Linked DNA regions of Homo sapiens: all the other regions are linked to region 3. A link is a loop called in an ENCODE intact Hi-C map of the cell type or tissue named here. Cell type or tissue: heart left ventricle. All regions are shown on one strand.

Region 1 (2,500 bases), 91 kb after region 3:
TTTATGTTGAAGACATTTGCAATATATTTCTACCCCCTTTTTTTGATTCTCTGTAGGAACAGATGTTTCACAGCTGACACATCTTGGATAAACGACATGGGAGCTGGAATATATGTGAAATTATATCTCTAAGATAATATTTATTGTTTTACTATAGAATCAAAAATAAGTTATAAGAGAAAAAAGAATATTCATTGACAAAGAATTCTTTATTCTCTACATTTAACAATTTTGGGAAAACTCAGTGGATAAGAGTCCAGGTACACTTAGATCTGAATGAATTATTTAATAAAATTTCATAACAATATTAATAAATATCCTGACTTTCAGTTTATATACACTATTCTGGTCAAGCAAAATCCTGTTTTCACAAATTTTATAAATCTCCAAATTATTTCATGATGATGAAAATATGTTCAATAAATACATTCCCAGGAATAATTTAGATATAATAAAATAACAGCTATAATATCTGTTTTATTATGTGGCCCATGTTCACAACAGGCATGCACTTTGTTCTATGTTGCTTATTACTAACCTTATGAGATAGGTAATGAGAATATTTCTATTTTGAAAATGAGGAAGCAGAAGTTCTGAGACAGTGATTGATTAGACCAGGCTCATACGCCTAGAGAAGGAGTTAGTGATAGATTCAAATCCAGATTTATCTTACTCAATAGCTGTACTGACTAACGCTACTGTATCCCACAAGATCTGGCACAAAACACTCATTCTAGCTTTTTTGAAATGAATTTCTTATGACAGCTTATTTATACATATAACAGACATAACTATTTACCATTTGATGGGGGCAGGTTCTTTTCAGTATTTGACTATTAGAAGCAAAGCTACTATGAATATGACTGTACAAGGGTGTATGATTTTTTGTGTTAATACATATTTTCTTTTCTCTTCGATACATGCCTAGGAGTAAAAGTTCTCAGATGTATGGGAAAATGTATGTTTAACATTGTAAGAGACTGCCAAACTCTTTTCATTTCTTTTCTTTTTTTTTCCTTTTTTTTTTTTTTTTTTTGAGATGCATTTTCGCTCTTGTCGCCCAGGCTGGAGTGCAATGGCACAATCTCAGTTCACTTCAATCTCCACCTCCTGGGTTCAAGTGATTTTCCTGCCTCAGCCTCCTGAGTAGCTGGGATTACAGGTGCCCACCAACACGCCCGGCTAATTTTTTGTATTTTTAGTAGAGATGGGATTTCACTATCTTGGCTAGGCTGGTCTCAAACTCCTGATCCACCTGCCTCGGTCTCCCAAAGTGCTGGGGTTACAGGCATGAGCCACTGCACCCAGCCCTACTCTTTTCAAAGTGGATGTACCATTTTGCATTCCCACCCCAAACAACACAACAAAAGTTCCAGTTCCTTCGTGTTCTTGACACTTTAAAAAAAATTTAGCCAGTCCAGTAAGTGTGTTATAATATTCCATTGCATTTTTATTTTGAGCTTCACTAATGACTGATACTGTTGTTCATATTCTCATTTGCTCATATCCATGTGTATGTCTTTTTTGCTTTGTTGGCTCTTGACTGTATTTTTAAATTGGGTTGTTTATCTTCTTATTCATTTTTAAGTATTTTTATATTCTAGGTACAAGTCCTTTATCATATATGTTTTGCAAATATTCTCTCCCATTCAGTGGCTTCTCTTCTTTTTTTGAAGGATGTCTTTTGAAGGACAAAAGTTCTTAATTCTGATGAAATCCAATTTAGCATTTTTATCTTTCATACTTCGTGTTTAATATGTCTGATCTAAGAAAGATTTGCCTAACCCAAGTTCATAAAGATTTCCTACCATGTTTTCTTTTGGAAATTGTCTATTTTTATCTATATTTTAGTTTATGGTCCATTTCAAGTTAATATTTGCCTATCCTGTGAAGTAAGGATCAAGCTTTATTTATTTACTTATTGCTCATAGAAATGCAGTAGTTCTATTACTATTGGTCCAAGAGGCTATTTATTTTTCCCAATTGAGTTACCTTGACACTTTCATAGAAAATCAATGGGCTGTATAGCTGTGTACCTGTATCTGGGCTTTCTTTTTTTGTTCTATTGATCATGATGTCTATTCTTACTCTAATTTACTGAGTACTCCAGGTTTATTATAACGCAAGTCCTCCCACTCTGTTCTTTGTTTTCAAAATGGTTTAAACTAGGCCTTGTATACATTTCCATATCAAGTTTAGAATCAGCTTGTCAAGCTCTCCAAAAAAATCCTCCAGGAATTTTGACTGCTTTAATGTTGAATCTAGAGGTCAATTTGAAGAGAATTGACATCTTAATAATATTTAGTCTTCTGGTCCATGAACATGGTTTAATTTTCCATTTATGTAGGTGTTCTATGATTTCTCTCAGCAATATTATATAGTTTCTCTGTGTATAGCCCCTGTATATATTTTGTTAAATCTATTTCTAAGCATTCATTTTTTGAGGCATTAATAAGTAGTATTTCAAAAATATATTTTAAAATATATTTTTATATTTGGT
Region 2 (2,500 bases), 48 kb after region 3:
TTTTGTATCACATTATAAGTTTTGAAAACATCTTAAAATATTGCTCATCTTTACTTAAAAATTATGGTTGTTATTAGAACCACTCTTAAATCTTGCTTTTTAATATGCTATTAAAGGGGTGCATGTATTTTGCTATATCACATATATGTTCTATTTGTAGCTTAATAATTGTATTTGAAAAATCATTTGTTGCCTTGGTATTCCTGTGTGCTTTAGTTCATGCACTTAACAACATTATTCTGAGAAGTATCTTGACAAGAGAAAAAGAAAATAAATTAAAAAAACCTTTTGCTCTAAAGCAATGTTCCTTTATACACAGAAAGTAGTTTATAGTTCAAAACAATGTACATGTCATTTCTGTGTTGTCATATGATCTTTTGTCTTTAGGGAAGTAAAGAAATTGGAAATATTTATCTCCCAATTGCAAAATTATTCCTGTAGTCAATGTTTCTTTACTTGAAAACACTCTTCTCACAAACACAATTATATGCACATTTTATCTTTTAACACGTTTAGCTAAAAGGAGGACAAAATGGTTTCATATTATGTATTAAGAGTGTATTACACCCACCACTATATTAACAGAGACTTGAAAATAGCAAAATAGCACTGTATAAATCACTTGCGATATGAATTTCGAAAACCCGGATAAAACATTTAAGTGTTAAATTTTAAATAGCAGTTGTTCTCCTTTACTTCAGTAACTTTGAGCGTCTGTCACTTCAACAATACGCCATTGTTTTCTGCTACAACTAGGAGATTTTACACTTTCTACGCGTTGGAGTACCAAGCAGCATCTTAATCTTAATGTCAGCTGTGGATTTCTGCAGAAATGCAATCACTGCAGATACACCAGGTGCTGGAATGTGTCTTTAGAACTACCAACGTGATGACATTACCCACTAATGTAGCTTTCGTCAGATCAGAGTATGAATAAGAAGGATTATGTGCTTGCTGAACAAATTATGATTTTTCTCATGTGCTTCTCTGAGAACTGATTATCGCAATTCTGACTTTCAAGAGAAAAGGGTGGCATTAAAAAATATCCAAGATATTAAAAAACAAATCAAAATACAAAAGGATTTTTATTTAATACTATTGTAACATTACCCTCTCCCAACCTTCAAAAGAAAATCAATAGGGAGAAAATACATAGACATATAATAATTTCATATCCCCAGCCAGAGTTTCTAACTCCAGATCTAATGTAGTGTGTAAGAGAATAGTAATATTTTATTTATTATTAATAATTTCTACCATTCCTGCTAGATTGCTAACTCTCAAAAGTGATGATCTTTTTTCTTTTGATCCATTATTTCAATCTGAGTTGAAATGCTGAGTTCTTGCAATGCAGTATGCTTTGGAATGCTTTATTGGGGATGTGATCCGAGATGACATTGTAGGGACATGAAGAAGTGAGACATGGAAGGAAAGAAAGCCAATGAACAAGATGCACTGTGGCTCAAACCCTTTGGAAAACTCTGTAAGAGAGTGTAGGAAGCACCTTAGAAATGGGGTTAGTTATTCTCCAGCTCTCATACATCATTGGCTGAGGGTTGCTCTGGAATCATTAATGCTGCTGCACTTTTCAATTTTTGTGTATCCCATGCACAGGTCTATGGGACAAGAGAAAGCTCTCAAGTAGAGTGTCAGTCAAGGAGGCCTTCCATACCTACAGGATTGGTAAACACAAAGAGATATGGTGGGGTAGGGGGAGCCGGACTATGCCTCCTACAACAGTCATACCAGGACATGGTGAAGACAATTTCAGTATGATTCATAAGAAAAAAATTATATAAGGTTAGGAGAAAAACTTCATAGAAATTCTAAGCAAATTCATCTAAAAATAAAGAAAAATCACCTTCCAGTGCTTCTTAAACTATTTTTTTGCTGTTATTATAATCATTTGAATTTGTTCAATTGCAGTATGTATGCTCTTTTATAAAACTTCTAGGGAGAAGGTAGGTGGAAGGTATTGGTAAAGTACAGGCAACAATGAAAGGAAAAGAATAAAGCTGCAGTAGTGACAGACAGCAAAATGTGCTCAGTTTCCCATCATATTTCAGCACAGAGTCATGAAGCAAGAACCAAGGGCAGATATCTCATCGTCATGAAGAAATTTTACTGTGAAAAATCACAGTCATTTGCTTCATCAGAACTAAAATCATACACAATTTGCAGACAGACACTCACAATTTTGAAATAGTTATGACATGGAGGGGGTGGGGTAGAGAAGAAATTATTCATACCACAGCCTCCATTGGAAATGTCTCAATTAAGGATAGTTTTTCACTGTGAGGTAATTGTTTTCATTATTTTCTTCTGACTGAAAAACTCGGTGAAAACAGGCATATATGTGTTTTTTTTCTTCATCCACTAAATGTGTGGTACATAGTATTCACTCCGTGATAGTTGAAAGACTTTAATTGGGATGCATTAAGTGAAGTCATTTGGTAATTGGGTGGTTCTTTCCTTTTTTCTTTTCTTTTTTTTTTTTTTT
Region 3 (2,500 bases):
AGTGTAGAATAAATGTAAACTGTATATTTTAGCTCCATGGATAAGTGTTTCTAGTAGGTATGTAAAATATATTTGTCATAATTCCGATGTTTTGAAAATAAAATGTGATGTGAATGAGGTCATTCATTCAGCAAATTTTGACTCATCAATTAGTTGAGTAGATGACTACCCACTATGAAAAAATAGGGATTAAAACATGGTTCATACTTTTAAGAAACTGAAAATAAAAGTCACTATTTTAATCATATTTACACAGCACTCTACATTTTACAAGGTTCTTTTATACAGTGTCCTATTTAATGCTCACAAGAATCTTTTGAGGAAGATGTGGGCCTATGTGTTAAGGTTATATGTTTATTTCTATCACACCTGGTTCTGGGATGAATTTTGAAGGTTTTAAAAATGAATCCACTGTATTATTTCAAAATAGACGTAATTGAGACAATCTTGGCAAAGGGAACTCAAGGGTGAAAACATACACAAAATGCATGCTGAGGAATCTGAATTCAGGGGGAAAAATAAGCACATGCCCCTAACATCCCCTTCTGTCCCACATCCCTTGAAATTTGAGAGAGGGAGAGGTGGGGACAGAGAGAGAGAGACAGAGAGAGAGAGAGATCCATAAAAGTTTTATACATAAGTGAAACATAAGAGAACAGAAACAAACTGACAGAGCAAAGAAAGTGACAGAAAAATAAGAACAAAGAAAAATAGTGCAGAATTCACAATGGGACCTAAGGCCTGTTTTCTGAGGGTGCTTCAGGCTCAGAGTCAGTGGAGTGGGGGGCAGAAAATTGAAGGTAACTTGAGTGATTAATTGGGTCCCTACATTTACGATGGTCGAGTTAGTGATCTCTGAGCCTTCCTTAGCCTGTGCTGTTTATTCAGGGCTGGAACGAGTCAGTGGGCCTTGTGTCAGACAGCTGGCCATTCCCAGGGGAACAGGATGTTCTCTCCACAGCAGATAAGCTACTGGCACATCCAGTCCAGAGGCTTGTTGTGCTACTTTCCTCAAATGGCTGAGGCCGAGCTCCTGTAATTGTTATCAGCTTCTCAATTTGCAATGTGAGTATTCAGCAGACAAGTATTGGAAGAAAATCGACACAATGGAAGAAAAGCACTAGAACTTGGGGGTTAAATTAAGAGAGGAATCAGAAGATGCTTTAATGATCTCTGAGAGATCAAGGAGGATTAATATCCTAAGCACAAAAACAGGCTGGAAAAGCAACCTATTCAAGAACTTATAGTTCTTAAAAAAAAATCCTGTGAAATTAAAAAAAAAATACTAAATAGCAGAATGAACATAATTAAAGTGAAAATTAAAGAGCTGGAAAGGGAAGCCAAGAGATTTTCTGGAAATGCAGTGCAAAGGACAAAAGAGGTAGAAAACAAGTATGAAAAGATATGAAGGATAAGAGGACTCATCTAGAGGCTTCAATGAGATGCAGATGGCAGGAGAGAAAATGAGGGAAAAATGTTCCATTTGACAGCAGGGTGAATGAAGCAAAAAGTACCCAGTTTTTCAACATCCCAGAGAAAGTATTCTAAGGATTAAAAAAAAAAAAAAAGAGTTTAAAAGGCAAACAGTGAGTAATAGAAACGGAACAAAGCAACACGAATTACCTACAAAGAAATGAAAATTTAAAGGGCATCAAGGTTGTTTTCAGTAACAACAAATATAAGACAGCAATAAGAGAAGAATTTTCAATCCAGAATATTCTCTAAACCAAATTAAGATTCAAGCGTATGATCAAACAAAACATATTTTATCATGGAAGGAGTCAGAATTTTAATACACAGTGTTTGTCTGGAAGAATGACTCCAGGATATGTAGCGGCAAAGCAAAACAACAAAAACACATCCCCCCCCAACACCCTTCCCCCACAAAAAAAAAAAAGAAGAAGAGGAAACTAAAAGTTTGGTTATATGAATTTGCCATAGGCAAGGTCAGGGGTGGTGGCTCACGCCTCTAATCCCAGCACTTTGGGAGGACAAGGCAGGTGGTCACTTGAGGTCGGGAGTTTGGGACTAGCCTGGCCAACATGGTGAAATCCTGTCACTACTGAAAATACAAAAATGAACCGGGTGTGGTGGCCTGCGCCTATGGTCCCAACTACTCGGGAGGCTAAGCCAAGAGAATTACTTGAACCAGGGAGGTGGAGGCTGCAATGAGCCGAGATTGCATCACTGCACTCGGGCCTGAGCGACAGAACGAGACTCTGTCTCAAAAAAATAAACAAATAAAATTTAAAAAAAAAGAATTTGTCATAGGCAAAAAGAAAAAAAAGCCATAAAACTTGCTTAAAGATAAGTCTGAAAATTCATGCTGCTAAAAATTTTATATACAAGTGAACACAAATTCCAGGTCTGAGTTAGAAATAAGAGGAAAAAAACAGGGATAAACACAAATAAGAAGGAAAAAAGGGAACAGTCGTTGATATGGAAAAAATTTAAAAGTAAAAAGTGAATATCATCTTGACTAAATTCATGAATTCCCAGG

What was found. Peaks named below come from ENCODE experiments on the same cell type or tissue, not always from the same donor. Only the 100,000 strongest peaks of a DNase experiment are listed, where the experiment ranks them.
Region 1: a loop joins it to region 3, with 2.1 times the contacts of the local background. A loop is called at or near these places in 3 of 110 quality-filtered maps.
Region 2: a loop joins it to region 3, with 2.3 times the contacts of the local background. A loop is called at or near these places in 5 of 110 quality-filtered maps.

What each region holds. Positions count from the first base shown.
Region 1 is chr3:74,733,686-74,736,185 of GRCh38, forward strand. No RefSeq gene overlaps it. Among named protein-coding and RNA genes, the nearest start is that of CNTN3, 120 kb to the left of the region's middle. In heart left ventricle, no CTCF peak of the experiment used is centred here; no DNase peak of the experiment used is centred here.
Region 2 is chr3:74,691,268-74,693,767 of GRCh38, forward strand. No RefSeq gene overlaps it. Among named protein-coding and RNA genes, the nearest start is that of CNTN3, 78 kb to the left of the region's middle. In heart left ventricle, no CTCF peak of the experiment used is centred here; no DNase peak of the experiment used is centred here.
Region 3 is chr3:74,642,935-74,645,434 of GRCh38, forward strand. No RefSeq gene overlaps it. Among named protein-coding and RNA genes, the nearest start is that of CNTN3, 30 kb to the left of the region's middle. In heart left ventricle, no CTCF peak of the experiment used is centred here; a DNase peak (open chromatin) is centred at 957; H3K27ac peaks cover 1,474 bases.